Regions from separate parts of the Homo sapiens genome. Here region 2 is linked to region 1. A link is a loop called in an ENCODE intact Hi-C map of the cell type or tissue named here. Cell type or tissue: left lung. All regions are shown on one strand.

Region 1 (8,000 bases):
AGGTGGCACTTGGTTAGGGAACAATAGTGGGAGACCAGAGTACTGTGTATTCACAAACCCAAAGAACAGGAAGCTTTTCAACAGCAGCAGTAGCAATGTCCTTGGGGTGTATTTCAACAATACTGCACTTATAAAGAATTCTCCATGGGACAGCAGGAGTATCTCAGGTAAGGTTGGGAGAGCTTGGAGGAACGAAGCCTGGAGGGATTATGAAAGCAAAATGGACAATATGTGCCTGTATTTCCCCCAGCACAGCACTGATCCCACTGGACTGTAATTGCTGGGGACTTGCCCCTCTGCCCCCACCTCCCGACCAGGTGGGAGTCCTGGTGGGTGGTGCCAAGTCTTTCTTATTGACTGTTGAGTCCCAACACCTGACAAAGAGGAAGCCCCCGGCCACAAGTAGATAGGGGATGCATTTCCAACGTGAGTAGAATGGATGATAGTGGCCCAGAGTTCAAGGAGAGAACTTCCTGGAAGACTTGGCTCCCACAACAGCCACCCCCTTATTTATTTATTTATCTATTTTTTTTTTTGAGACGGAGTCTCACTCTGTCACCTGGGCTGGAGTGCAGTGGTGAAATCTCAGCTCACTGCAACCTCCACCTCCCAGGTTCAAGAGATTCTCCTCCCTCAGCCTCCCAAGTAGCTGGGATGACAGGCACCTGCCACTACACCCGGCTAATTTTGTGTATTTTTAGTAGAGACAGGGTTTCACCATGTTGGCCAGGCTGGTCTCAAACTCCTGACTTCATGATTCGCCTGCCTCAGCCTCCCAAAGTGCTGGGATTACAGGCGTGAGCCACCGCGCCTGGCCGCTAGCCATCCCCTTATTATCTCAGATTCCTGCACGTCCGTCTCACCGTACTTGCATCCCACACCATGGTCACTTGTTTACTGGTCTGTCCTGAAAGCTCTCTGCTGAGAGGCCTCCACACTCATCATCTTAAGTGACCCTCAGGCAACCCTATAAGGTAAGGACAACCATGCCACCAACGAGGAAACTGAGACCTAGAGGGGTTGGGCAACCAGCCCAGGGTCATGTTCATGATCATGGCAGAGGTGGAATTGGAACCCAGGCATTGTGCTCCTCCCTGTTGGACTGTTGGGGGAAAGAGTCAGGACACTGGGGTGGAGCCCCCACATGAGCCCAGCGTCTGTCCTGGCTCCAGCACTTTCTTTTTTTCTTTTCTTTCTTTTTTTTTTTTTTTGAGACGGAGTCTCACTCTGTCGCCCAGGCTGGAGTGCAGTGGCGCTATCTCGGCTCACTGCAATGTCTGCCTCCTGGGTTCAAGCAATTCTCCTGCCTCAGCCTCCTAAGCAGCTGGGATTACAGGCGCGCACCACCATGCCCGGCTAATTTTTTGTATTTTTAGTAGAGATGGGGTTTCACCATGTTGGTCAGGCTGGTCTCAAACACCTGACCGCGTGATCCCCCGCCTCGGCCTCCCAACAGCACTTTCTAGATGTTTAGGAACTCCCTTGGGCAAGTGACTTCATTTCTCTGCAAGTCACCTTCTTTGCCTGCAAAATGCAGATTTCCAATCCGCTACCTCACAGGGTTGCTCTGGATTTAAATGAGATAATGACTGTAACGCTCCCAGAGCCTGGCACTGAGCAAGCATTTCATAAATAAAACACTATCTATCTAATAATAATATTTGTAACCATCTATAACAAATATACTAATCTATAGTGACAGAACGAGATCGGTGGTTGACAGGGAGAGAACGTGAGGGGAGAGACAAGAGAAAGGGATGACAAGGTGGCACAAGGAATCTTCTGGGCATGGTGGGTATGTTCACGACCTTGTTTGTGGCGATGGTTGCATGGGTGCGTACAAATGTCAAAACTTAGCAAATTGCACTTTTTTTTTTTGAGATGGAATTTCACTCTTGTCGCCCAGGCTGGAGTGCAGTGGCACGATCTGGGCTCACTGCCAAGTCCACGTCCCGGGTTCAGGTGATTCTCCTGCCTCAGCCTCCCAAGTAGCTGGGATTACAGGTGCTCGCCGCCACACCCAGCTAATTTTTCTATTTTTAGTAGAGCTGGGCGCTGCAAATTGCACACTTTAAATATGTGCAGTTTGTTCTGTGTCAATGATACCTCAATAAAGCAGTGTGAAAGCACATGCGATATTCTATGATCTTAAGATTTCATAGGAATAGGGCTGGGCTCAGTGGTTCATGCCTGTAATCCCAGCACTTTGAGAGGCCAAGGCAGGGGGATTGCCTGAGCTCAGGAGTTCGAGACCATCATCCTGGGCAACATGGCAAAACCCTGTCTCTACTACAAATACAAAAATTAGCCAGGCATGATGGCACATGCCTATAATCCCTGCTACTCCGGAGGCTGAGGTGGGAGGATTGCCTGAGCCTGGGATCTTGAGCCATCACTGCACTCCAGCCTGGGTGATAGAGTGAGATCCTGTATTTAAAAAAAAAAGATTTCATAGAAATAGGCCACACATGGTGGCATGCACGTGTAATCCCAGCTACTCTGGAGGCTGAGGCAGGAGGATTGTGTGAAGCCAGGAGTTCAAGGCTGCAGTGAGCTATGATCACACCTGTGAATAGCCACTGCACTCCAATCTGGGCAACATGGTGAGACCCTGTCTCAAAAAACAAAACGACGAAACAAAAAGGTTGCATAGAAATAAACTGTGTAATATTGATACACAAAATACCAAACAAGAAAAGGAGAATGCCAAATATCATGTACCCCTTGGAAGGCCCCCTGAAAGATAGAGGCACTAACATTTGGATGAGAACAGAATTTAATGTAAACTTTTGACTTTTTTTTTTGAGACAGGGTCTGGCTCTGCCTTCAGGCTGGAGTGCAGTGGCGTGATCACGGCTCACTGCAGCCTTGACCTCCAGGCTGAAGCAATCCTCCCACCTCAGCCTCCCGGGTAGTTGGGACTACAGGAACTCGCCACCACATCCGGCTAAATTTTGTAGTTTATAGTAGAGACGGGGTTTCGCCATGTTGCCCAGGCTGGTCTCAAACTCCTGGACTCGAGCAATCCACCCACCCTGGCCCCCCAACGTATTGGGATTACAGGTGTGAGCCACAGCGCCCAGTGGAACTGTTGACATGTTAAATAATCTAGACTTTTGAACTTTTTCTGTTAAGTTGTTGTTGTTTTTAGCCCATCTGGAGGTTGCAGATAAGCCCAGCTGCAGGTCCTCAAACCTGCAGCTCACCAGCACCCTCTAGTGCCTTCTTGGTGTGAGCACATGAAGTCTCCCAGCTGTGGGCAGTTTCCCGTCTATCAGCACAAGGACACCTCTCTTTAAAATCCTCAAGTCTGACGCTGGGTGGGAAATGGGTGTGGATCCGGGGCGCTGTCTCTGGTCCTGAAAGTCACAGTCAGCTGCGAAACCTAAGTCCAGAGCCCTCTCTGCAGCTGAATCACCCTTCCACACCTTTCCCAGGCCTTCTTTCCATTTATGATGGCCTCGACGAGTAAGCTGGTAGTTTTGAATGTTTTGGATTGACAATTTAAATGTCATAGGCAATGCTTCTGGACAGCAATGATAGAAAGAGTAAGGAGAGTGGCCAGGCGCAGTGGTTCATGCCTGTAATCCCAGCACTTTGGGAGGCCGAGGCGGGCGGATCACAAGGTCAAGAGATTGAGACCATCCTGGCCAACATGGTGAAATCCCGTCTCTACTAAAAATACAAAAATAAATTAGCCGGGCATGGTGGCGCATGCCTGTAATCCCAGCTACTTGGGAGGCCGAGGCAGGAGTATCGCTTGAATTCGGGAGGTGGAGGTTGCAGTGAGCTGAGATCACACCACTGCACCCCAGCCTGGCGAGAGAGCGAGACTCCATCTAAAGAAAAAAAAAAGAGAAAAAAGAAAGAAAGAAAGAAAGAGTAAGGAGAATGGGAACGAGTGTGAGATGAGTAATATGCTGGCCTTCTAGCAACACAGGACGACAGCCAGCACAGACTCGGACAATTTATGAAAACCAAATATACAGTCTTAAAATAGAATGTGGGCCTAAATACCTGGAATCACCCCCGTGGTAAGATTTGTAACAAAAAGATTAATATGAGACCAGGCACAATGGCTCACATCTGCAATCCCAGCACTTTGGGAGGCCGAGGTGGGTGGATCACTTGAAGCCAGGAGTTCAAGACCAGCCTGGGCAACATGGTGAAACCCCGTCTCTACTAAAAATTAGCTGGGCATGATGGCGGGCGCCTGTAATCCCAGCTACTCGGAAGGCTAAAACATGAGAATCGCTTGAACTCAGGAGGCAGAGGTTGCAGTGAGCCAAGATTGCACCACTGCACTCCAGCCTGGACAACAGAGCAAGACTCTGTCTCAAAAAAAAGAATTAATGTGAACGGAGTTAATAATTTGAATGGAGCAGTGGACCCAAGAGCCATATTGGTGCTGACAAAATGGCAGCATTTATTGTATAAAGCTTCAACGTGGTCCTGCAAGAGCTCTGGCACCTAATGACATCTAGAGAAAATGTGAAAGTCCCTCAGCTGCCTGAAGGACAGTGTTATGGCAACTAATCCAAAAGAAGAGCTACAGGTCCTTCTTGCCTTTTTGACTTAAGCAGTCTTCATTGTTCACAGCAGTAAATTTTCTTTTTGGTTGTTGTTGTTTTGTTTTGTTTTTTTTTTTAAGATGGAGCCTCCCTCTGTTGCCCAGACTGGAGTGCAGTGGTGCGATCTCGGGTCACTGCAACCTCCACCTCCTGGGGTTCACGCCATTCTCCTGCCTCAGCCTCTTGAGTAGCTGGGACTACAGTCACCTGCCACCACACCTGGCTAATTTTTGTATTTTCAGTAGAGATGGGGTTTCATCATGTTGGCCAGGCTGGTCCTGAACTCCTGACCTCAGGTGATCTGCCTGCCTCGGCCTCCCAAAGTGCTGGGATTATAGGCATCAGCCACCGTGCCTGGCCAATACCCACACTTTTAAGGGAACAAAATGTTATCCAAGTATTTACAGTAGCACTAACTGGGGGTGGGGAGACCCAGGCACAACGACCCCCAGCCCATGGCTCATTGATCCAAGGTCAACCAGCCCAGGTTGGGCCAATCAGGTCCTCTCTCTGCAAACTCAAAGTTGGACCCAAGCATGCAGGTATGGGAAGTGGCCAAGCCTGATCCACCTGTGGGCAATGTCCCAGCAAAAGGTCCCCCAACTCCTGCCCCTGAGTCCTAGACAACACCCCGGGGACCCTGCTCTTCCTGAGATGTGGTCAGTCATTTCTCACATTTTTGTGAGTCACCCTGACCTCCTCTAACAAACCCTAAAAAAGCCCAAATCACGGTCAGCGTCTGTTGTTTGGAAACAAAGAACTTCAACTGATGGAGCAATTGGCTACTTAAGAGAGTGGGAGATGGGCAGCAGGTGCTTAGCGAATTGTGGGGACTGGGAAGCGATTACTGAGCCCACATGGGGAAAAATGCAGAGAGGCACCCCCCTTCCCACCATCCATCTTCCAGGAGAGGGGAGTACCAGTGCCCACAGTGACAAAGCAGCTAAGCCAATTTCACCTGGACCTCCCTGAGGACCACCTACCTCCAAGAGGTCAGCTCCAGCACCCTGGGAAGTCACTGCCTCAGGCCAATCAATGGAGGGGTGACAGAGGCCAAGATCCCACCACCACCAGCACCAGGGCAGAGCAGTGGCTCTTCATGAAAGTGGGACCCTGAAATCTATTGAAAGATACCTTTGCTGGGCATGGTGGCTCACGGCTGTAATCCCAACGCTTAGAGGCCGAGGCGGGAGGATTGCTTGAGCCCAGGAGTTTGAGACCAGCCTGGGCAACACAATGAGAACCCATCTCTACAAAAAATAAAAAATTAGCTGGGCACAGTGGCACACGCCTGTAGTCCAAGCTACTCAGGAGGCTGAGGTGGGAGGATCACTTTTGCCTCAGAGGTTGAAGCTGCAGTGAGCGGTGATCACACCACTGCACTCTAGCCTGGGTGACAGGGTGAGACCCTATCTCTAAACAAACAAACAAACAAACATATCAGTGCTATTTTGGCAAGCTGTAATCAATGGAATGCTGACTCAATTCGGAATTTTAACATTCAGAGGCTCATGGTCATAGGAACTTAAAAAAATTTTTTTTGAATTTTAATTGTGCTAAAAAACACATCATATAAAGTTTACCATCTTCACCATTTTTCAGGGTACAACTCAGTGGCATTAAGCATATGCACCTGTTGGACATCCAATCATCTCCAGAACTTTTCCTCTTCCCAAACTGAAGCTCTTGTCTCCATTAAACACTAACTCCACAGCCCCCCTTCCCCAGCCTCTGGAAACCACCTTTCTACTTTCTGTCTGTATGATTTTGACTTCTCTAAGGACCTCATAGAAGTGGAATCTTACAGTGTTTGTCTTCTTGTGATGGCTGATTCTACCTAGTATGATGATCATAGAAACTTTTGATACACTTTAAAATTTCACTATATAGGCCGGGCGCGGTGGCTGACGCCTGTAATCCCAGCACTTTGGGAGGCCGAGGCAGGCGGACCACCTGAGGTCTGGAGTTCGAGACTAGCCTGACCAACATGGAGAAACCCCATCTCTACTAAAAATACAAAATTAGCCGGGGGGATGGCGCATGCCTGTAATACCAGCTACTCCGGAGGCTGAGGCAGGAGAATGGCTTGAATCCAGGAGGCGGAGGTTGCTGTGAGCCGAGATCGCGCCATTGCACTCTAGCTTGGGCAACAAGAGTGAAACTCCATCTCAAAAAAAAAAAAAACAATTCACTATACAGCCAGGCGCAGTGGCTCATGCCTGTAATCCCAGCATGTTGGGAGGCCGAGGCGGGTGGATCACCTGAGCTCAGGAGTTTGAAACCAGCCTGACCAACATGGTGAAACCCCATCTCTACTAAACAAAAATCAGCTGGGTGTGGCAGCGGGTACCTATAATCCCAGCTACTCGGGAGGCTGAGGCAGAAGAATCGCTTGAACCCAGGAGGCGGAGGTTGCAATGAGCCAAGATCATGCCATTGCACTCCAGCCTGGGCAACAAGAACAAAACTCCATGTCAAAAAAAAGAAAAAAGACACCAAACATGTGAGGTGGGCAGGAAACATGGATGGAAAACCCCCACTGTGCTTTCCTGTACCTGGGGTGGTGGAACTGCTGAGGGGTCCCTAGAGGCAGAGATGTCCAAGGCACGACTCCTGACATGTAACGGGGCTAGAGTTGCCGCCCGAGAAAAGGTCCCCCAAGCCCATCAGATTGAGCCTGCTTGGAGGCAGCCTCCCTAACCTCTGCAGAATAGCCCCCCTGGGGGTGCTAGCTTTTGAGTTTTTGAAGCAAAGTACCTAGAAGGACTTAGCTGAGATCACAAAAGAAATTGAGTTCACTGCCATAGGGCCCCCAGCACTTGCTTATGATGACATAGGAGCCGCACTAAACCCGCTGCACTGGAAGGGATGAGAAGCCTGAGGCTCAGAGAAGGTGGGTGACTTGCCCTGGGTCACACAGGAAACATGACAGCCAGAATGTAAACTCAGGCGGGTCTGCTTCCGGAGGCAGCATTTTGGAAAATTCTTTGTCCGACAGAAAGGGAGTGTGTTTTTCACAAATATTTGACATACGCCTTGGACATAGTACCGCACTAAGCACTACAGGTGAACAGAACAAATCCTGCCTTCGAGGTTACCGTACATTCAAGCAAACAGGGAAACGAGTCCCATTAGAGTATGAGAAACAGGACAGGCAGGGATGGGATGGGGAGGAGCAGGAGGACACCTGGGGAAGGTGGCAGGTCAGGGGAAGAGGCTGGGCCTGGAGCAGTCACCTGGCCTGGGGCTTGTCTTAGCTTCTCCCAGTAGTTCCCTCACCTGCAAATGAAACATTTGTTTCACAAGGTGTCATGAAGACACCTGGCTCAATCTTAGATGCTCAATTAAGGTAAACTCCTTTCATTTCCAAGGGGAAGGAGAGGAGCAGGGAAGAGGTTTCCTGAGACCTGTGGTGGATTAGAGATGCCC
Region 2 (8,000 bases), 140 kb before region 1:
CTTCTTTTTCTTTTTCTTTTTTGTTTTGTGTTTTGAGACAGAGTCTCGCACTGTCGCCAGGCTGGAGTGCAGTGGTGCGCGTGTGCCACCACCCTCAGCTAATTTTTTTTTGTATTTTTAGTAGAGACAGGGTTTCACCATGTTGGCCAGGATGGTCTCGATCTCTTGACCTTGTCATCCGCCCGCCTCTGTCTCCCAAAGTGCTGGGATTATAGGCGTGAGCCACCGTGCCCAGCCTTCCCCCTCCTTTCTAAATGGGCATGGGTCACTGGATTTATAGGGCGCACCCAAATCCATTATGGCCACATCTTAATTTGATTACATCTGCAAAACCCCTTTTTCTGAACGAGGTCACGTTCCAGGCACCAGGACTAGGACTGGAACATATCTTTTTGGGGAGCACACATAAACCCACTGTCACGAGTGACCCTAGGCATGGCCCTTCTGGTCTCTGGGCCTCAGTTTCCTCACCTATAACCTGAGGGCCCTCCCAGCTCTGACAGTCTTGGAGCCAATGACGAACTCCTTGACGTGGCTGGTGGGCTCCGCCGACAGAGAAGGAGTGAGGAGGGGGCCATTATAATAACAACAACACGAGCCCACTTGTATTTACGGAGACCCTTGTACATGCCAGGCACTAGATATGCTGAATGTTTGGTGCACTGATCTCCCTAAATCCTGTTAAGTAGGTGATATTATTACCCCATTTTACAAAGAAACGGGCTCAGAGAGGTTTGGGCGCTTGTCCCAGGCTGCACTGTGAGGTTGGGCCTCCAGCCCCGGTCGGTGCAACTTTTCCACGCTTCCTGCCTCCGAGACTCGAGTGTCCTCAGCTCCTCCAGCTCTGGGCTCACGAGTCTGGACATGCAGGAGGGGGAGCTAACCCCCGCCCTCTCACAGCCCTGGGGCACCACCCTGTGGGGCTGGCCCTGCTGCCTGCCCGCCGCCCAGGCTCCTAACTTTAGAGGGCTTTGTGCCCCCTGACCTCCCTCCTGTCAGCAAGGGCAGACTTGTTTCCTCCATCTGCCTCCCATTAGGGCTCTGTCACTCAGAGCCCCTGGTTCCAGCTCTCCGCTTCTCTCTCTTTTCCTTGTCACTGCCACTCACCGCCTGGCCAGCCCAGCCCCTTCCTGCCACCCACCTCCAGAGATCTTCAGCAGGATGGGGGTCCTGGGGACAAGGACCCAGAGCTCAGCCCTGTCCCTGCCTCCTAGTCCTCGGGGAGTTTGGGAGTCACTCCGACTCGTCAATGTACAGAGGGGGATGACCTTAATATATAAAGAGCTGCTAAAAATCAACAACAAGAAGGCAAAAACACCAATAAAAACATGGGCAAAGGACATGCACAGGCAAGTCACGAAGGATGAAAAATGGTCAAAAAACAGGGATAGACACTCAGCCTCTCCTGCGGTCCAACAATGATGGTAGCTGGTAACACGTGGGGTCCTTCTCTATAACAATCCAACAGAGCCCATTACAGAATAGCAGGTACCATATGGTCCCATTTAGGAAAATGTGTGTGTGCACGTGTGTGTGTGTGTGTGTGTGCAGGAATCATTCTTGAACGCCCCATGCTGAGATGTTAATGGTGGTTGTTTTGGGTGTTGGGATCTGGGAATTTTTACTCTTCTTTGTATGTGGATATATTTCCTCTTTTTTCTCCAATGAGTGTGTCTTACCTGAGACTTATTAATAAAACATTATGTAAGCCCAGGGCAGAGAATCAGGCCCTGACACCCCTCCTGGGGTTGAAGGCAGGCCCTGAACACCAGCAGGGGGTCCAGGCCTGTCCATAAAGCCTTCTCCCTCTCCCAGCCCATGGACTGACAGCCTCCTCCTCAGCACGCAGGCCACTCACCCTTGAGGTCCCCTCAACCTGGACTAGCGCTTCGCTCACTTTCCTCCCGAGTGGCCGTGAGTCCACCCGCCCACCCGCCCAGGCTGGCTGTAGGAATGGCCAATCGGCAGCAACTGTGGTCTCTGCTCGAGTGTGTCCTACTCCCATGCATTCAGTAAGAAGCTCAACAAGTCTCATCAGTTCATCGCGACACCCCAGGAAGTGACCCCAGGACTCTGGTGTCAGAGTCTAGGAGAGATGGCTGACCAAGCCAAGGTCAGTGAGTGAGGGGCCCAGGGAGGGGGCTTCACACCCAGGGCCTGGCTTCCAACCCCTACTGGAGCCCCACAAAGCGCGTACTCACACTTGCACACACACCACTCAAATACACTCCCACACGCTCACATGCACCCCACACACCACTCACACACACACCACTCAAATACACGCACACACGCTCACACGCACCACACACACCACCCACACACCACACACACACACCACTGAAATACACTCACACACGCTCACACGCACCACACACACACACCACTCACACACACCACTCACACACGCCACTCACACACGCCACTCACACACATACACACCACTCACACACACACCACTCACACACACACACCACTCACACACATACACACCACTCACACACACACCACTCACACACACACCACTCACACACACACCACTCACACACAACCACTCACGCACACACATCACTCATGCACACTAGCACACACACCACTCACTCATACGCACCACTCACACTCACATACCACTTACACACCACTCACCCATACACACACCAACATACACCACTCATACACCACTGTAACACACACTACTCACACATACGCCACTCACACCACACACATACACCACTCTCACACACACGTGCCAGGCTGGGCAGCTCCAGGGAGGAGTGGTCTGGCCCCATCCCAGCACCTTCGCCCTCCACGGTGCCTGCTGTCTCCCCAGGAGGGGCTGTCGGCTGCCAGGCCTGTCCCTTAGAAGGCCCTGGAGGGGGAGAATTAGGGAACCCCTGCCTTTTATTTCTTCTCTTTTTTTGATTGGCGGCATTTCCATAAAGTGAGATATTTAGAAACATACACATCACCACAAGGACCATTTCAGAGCCTCCAACTTCAGCCCCCGGGCAAGTCCCCAGGGCACCGGGACAGACGAGGGCCCGGCATATTTCTGAAGTGTGGTCATGGAAGTGCCGCCCTCCGCTTCCCCCCCTTCTGCCCTTCTTCTCCTGCCTGGCTCCCCGCTCCTTTCCTTTCCTCCTCCCCCCACACCCTGACCCCACCCTGACCCCCGACCCTCATGACCCAAGAGTGTCCCTGCAGGAGGCCCAGCCTGCCTGTTCCTGCCACAGTCCTCAGGCTGGAGGGGCAGGGCCTGGATTCCTGGGTTCCCAGAGGCCTAAGAGTCTGTCTGCTCAGGGGAGAAACTGAGGTAGCAGGGGCTGGAGCAGGGGCCGTGCGGTGGGGCCGTGTGGCAGGACAGTGGCCGGGCCAGCGAAGGGCTTTTTCTGTCCCCTCCCTTATTCTGTTTACTGTCCTAAGAAGCACCAAGGAGCATTTCGGGGGCCCCAACCCCCAGGGCGACAAGCCCCAGAGACCTCTGTGCTTCTGATGGCCGGGCTTGCTTTCCCCTCCCTACCCGCCCCCACCAGGAAGCCCTCCCTGCCGGCCAGAGCCCCCTACTCCGGCACAGACACTGCCAGGTGGTTCCTGGTGCTTGGTCCAAGGGCGGGGCCTGTGACAGCCAGGTAAGGGTGGGGCCAGGCCCCAGTGAAGCCCCCAGGTGGGCAGCCCAGAGCCTGGGACGGGATGCCGCAGGACCCCTCTTTCTCTACTGTTCCCCCATGCCCACATGGAAGGCCCTGCCTGGTCCCCGCCTCTCCCAGGTGAGGTAAGTCAGCAGCCCAGAGCAGGGTGGGAAGGTGCTGAGCGCCCCGGGGGTCTCGCCCTGCGTCTGGAGGGAGGCTGGGGCCTGGACTTTGGCCTGGGCCTCTCTCAGCCTCACTGCCCATCTGCACACGAAGGGGTGGGCCCAGGGTTCCCCTAAATTTCTTTCTACCCCAGAAGTCAAGGGTCCTACTGAGAGCCTAGCAGGCAAGGATTCTGCCCATGGCGATTCTTCCCATGGAGGAAGCCTTCCAAGAAAGGCTTCTTCACCTCGGCCTGTCTCGGGGGCAGATCCTCGCCTACTAAACTCGGGTCAGCCTGCCCCCGCTTCTCCCAAGCCCGGCGAGGAGATCCCAGCTCGGGCTCGCCTTCTCTAAACCTTGCTCATTCTGCCCAGTGGAGGCCGGGGAGGGCGCCCAGTAGGTCTGAGCCTGCCCCAGCTCTGGCTGGTAAATGGGCCCAGAGTCCTGATCCCAAAGATTCCCCCATCTCACCCTGGCTGGCACCCACTTGGCATCAGTCGCTGGCAGGCCAGCCCCAAGGTCAGAGCTCTGGGGTGGGGGCCGCTGGGGCCCCTCCAGCCACTGCAGTCTGACCCAGGGTGGGTTCAGGAGCACTCAGACCCCTTTGGAAGTGGCAAGGGCAGAGGCAGGGGGCCAGAGTCCTTTGTGCTCCCTGGGAAGCCCCCCACTCCACCCCCACTGGCCCAGCTTGGCAGCGCCGACGGCAGGAAGAATCCGGTCGGCCATCCGTCAGGGAGACGGAGTGAACCCGAACAAGGGCTGTTCGAGGAGGAGAGCTGGGGAAATTTGATCATTAAGAAACCCTCCTGGCTGTCTGGGGGAATTTAATTAAATTGCTGGAGAGGGCTGAGAGAGAGGGCCACATCTGGAACCAATATGTGGGCTTTGATTTTTTTTCCCCCTTCTCTTTCTCTCTCTCTCCCTCTTCCCATCTCACTGCTGTAAAAGGGAATGTAGTCGAGCCTTGGAGTATTGGTTCCTCTGGGACAGAATTCCAGGCAGATTGAGAGGGAGAGAGACAAGGCAGACAGAAACCAAAAAATGAAGACAGTGAAATCGTGATGGACACAGAGAGAGACAGAAAAACCGATCAAGAAGGACCGAGAGAGGCAGAGGCAGGAAGGAGGGGGAGGTGGGCCAGGCTGGGCTTTGGGATGTGGTTATGAAGGTGTAAGCGATGACAAGGGTTAAAGACCCATTTTACAGACAAACAAAGGAAGTCAAGTCCCAGAGAATTGCAGAAACCAACATACCAGGCCAAGCATCCCTTGGGTGGCCAGCATTGATCAAGCCCCTAAGTCGCTTGGTACATGCCTCGTGGGGTGAACCCTCCCGACACACCTAGGTCATAGATACTGTCATTATTCCTGTTTGCAGATGACAGGGGATGTGACTAGCCCAAGATGACAAGGTACAGGAGTGGCAGTGCCGGGATCTGGTCCTCAGTCTGTCTGGGTACTGTCTAGACATGCTGCATGGGTCACTTGGGTTGTGATGATGTCATTTGGCAGCTGTGGAGTTTGTGCTTGCTGGTGCCAAGCACTGGGCTAGGCTCTAGGGAGGCAGCAGTGTGGTTGTTGGGCCTGAAGCTCCCAGCAAGCCTGGGGCGTGCTAGGTGCCGAGTGCTAGCGGGAGCCAGGGCCAGGTGGCCTCGCCTGGGCAGTCAGTGGTGGTTGAAGTGGGCCCTCCACCTGGGCAGGAGTGAACTGAGAGAGGAGGTGGGGGCAGAGGCAATGGGGCCTCTCTCTCTGCCCCTCTGGAGGAGGAACCCTCCCGGCCCCAGGTCCCAGCACCGGGCTGGTCCAGGGTGGGTGTTCATGGCCTGGGAATGGCGGATGGTTTTCTCACCTTGACCCCCAAGGCCGAGCTATCTGACACTGGCCTGGTCCCCTCTTTCAGACAGTTTCCAGCATATGACATGAGCCATCTGTCCCCGGTCTCCAAGCTTACTGGTTCCTCCCAGGTTCCAGAGCGCCCAGGCCCACACGAGTCTCCCAAAGGCCTTTCAGCCATGCCTGCAGGCGGAGAACATGGCCTCTGGCCTGGGCAAGCAACCTCTGGGGTAACCCTCTCCCCTCTAAGACTCAACACCGGCTCCTAAAACCCAACTCCAGCCCCTTGCTACCTGCTTCAAAGCTGGCTTCAGCCCCTGCAGAGACTTCCCCCTAGAGGAGCCCTCGTCCCCAGACAGCCAGGGGCCCCTTCCCTACTCCCATCCTGCCAGGGTGACTGATGTCCAATCCTGCTTCTGCCGTGGCACCTGCATTCTCCTCCACTGCGTGAGTGGAACGGCCGACTTCAGTCTTCCTCTCTTGGCTGTGGCCCCAAGGGCAGAGGCCACTCTACCTGGTCCCCAGTGTCCAGCCCAGGGTGAGCAGAGGAAAGAGCTTGGTACATTTTTAGTAGAGATGAGGTCTTGCTGTGTTGCTCAGGCTGGTCTCCAACTCCTAAGCTCAAGCAATCCTCCTACCTCGGCCTCCCAAAGTACTGGGATTACAGGCGTGAGCCACCGTGCCCAGCCGAGCCCATTCTTGCAGGTGCAGCCGCATTCAGGAGATGTAGGGGGGCCAGGTCTACAGATGGCCAGGCACCTATGGATGTCCCATAACCTTGGTGCATACAGAGTTTAAAAATATAACTTGAGGCCGGGCGTGGTGGCTCATGCCTGTAATCCCAGCACTTTGGGGGGCTGAGGCAGGCAGATCACCTGAGGTCAGGAGTTCGAGACCAGCCTGGCCAACATGGTGAAACCCTGTCTCTACTACAACAACAAAAATTAGCGGGTCATGGTGGTGCGCACCTGTAGTCCCAGCTATTCGGGAGGCTGAGGCAAGAGAATCACTTGAACCCGGGAGGCAGAGGTTGCAGTGAGCCAAGATCATGCCACTGCACTCCAGACTGGGCGACAGAGTGAGATTCTGTCTCAAAAAATATATATAGGCCGGGCGTGGTGGCGGATGCCTGTAGTCCCAGCTACTCCGGAGGCTGAGGCAGGAGAATGGCGTGAACCCGGGAGGTGGAGCCTGCAGTGAGCCGAGATCGCGCCACTGCACTCCAGCCTGGGCCACAGAGTGAGATTCTGTCTCAAAAAAAAAAAAAAAAAAAAAATATATATATATATATATGTAAATATATATACTTATATATTTTTATATAAAATTTATATATATAATTTTTATATAAAATAGAAATTTATATATTTTATATATATATATATATAAAACTTGAGCTCTTGGGCATGCAGGGGAAAGTGAGGCACAGTGATACCAAAAATGCTACTGTGAGTTGCAGCCCCCGGGAGCAGGTAAAGCCAGGTGCTCTGAGGATCCTTTGCACGTGCTAGGTCTCCTGCCTGGCCACATCTAGACCTGGCCCTCCTACACCTACTGAATGCAGCTCCACCTGCAAGAGTGGGCTCAGCTGGGCACGGTGGCTCACACCTGTAATCCCAGCACTTTGGGAGGCTGAGATGGGAGAATTGCTTGAGCTTAGGAGTTGGAGACCAGCCTGAGCAACACAGCAAGACCTCATCTCTACTAAAAATAAAAAATAAAAAAATTAGCCAGGTGTGGTGGTGTGTGTCTGTAGTCCCAGCCACTAGGGAGGCTGCGGTGGGAGGATCGCTTGAGCCCGGGAGATTGAGGTTGCAGTGAGCTGTGATTGCACCGCTGCACTCCAGTCTGGGTAACTGAGTGAGACCCTGTCTCAAAAAAAAAAAAAAAAAAAAGAAAAGAAAGAAAAGAAAAGGAAAAACAGGCCGAATGCAGTGGCTGACGCCTGTAATTCCAGCACTTTGGGAGGCCAAGGTGGACGGCTCACCTGATGTCGGGAGTTCGAGACCAACCTGGCCAACATGGTGAAACCCCGTCTCTACTAAAAATACAAAAATTAGTTGGGCATGGTGGTGCATGTCTGTAATCCCAGCTACTTGGGAGGCTGAAGCACAAGAATCACTTGAACCTGGGAGGTGGAGGTTGCAGTGAGCCAAGATTGTGCCACTGCATTTTAGTCTGGGTGACAGAGTGAGACTCTGTCTCAAAAAACAAACAAACAAACAAAAACAGTGGGCTGAATGCCTCTTCCTCAGGGAAGCCCTCCCTGATACCCCTCTCTCCCCCTCCCTTATGGTCCCTGATCTTCTTGCTCCTACATTCGCTATCAATATTGGCTCAGTGACTTCCCTGCATTTCTGGGCCATCTGATCACAGC

Evidence for each region. Hi-C counts contacts between places; a loop is a spot of excess contacts. Peaks named below come from ENCODE experiments on the same cell type or tissue, not always from the same donor. Only the 100,000 strongest peaks of a DNase experiment are listed, where the experiment ranks them.
Region 2: it touches region 1 in a loop (5-fold over the local background); 102 of 110 quality-filtered maps call a loop at or near these places.

The regions. Positions count from the first base shown.
Region 1 is chr9:129,787,280-129,795,279 of GRCh38, forward strand. It overlaps the pseudogene UBE2V1P4. Among named protein-coding and RNA genes, the nearest start is that of TOR1B, 12 kb to the right of the region's middle. RefSeq lists an enhancer at 2,971-3,160 and a silencer at 3,151-3,445. In left lung, a CTCF peak has its summit at 3,230 (motif pointing left); no DNase peak of the experiment used is centred here; H3K27me3 peaks cover 3,844 bases.
Region 2 is chr9:129,645,559-129,653,558 of GRCh38, forward strand. No RefSeq gene overlaps it. Among named protein-coding and RNA genes, the nearest start is that of ASB6, 7.4 kb to the left of the region's middle. RefSeq lists an enhancer at 1,827-2,575. In left lung, no CTCF peak of the experiment used is centred here; DNase peaks (open chromatin) are centred at 878, 3,361, 3,744 and 4,411.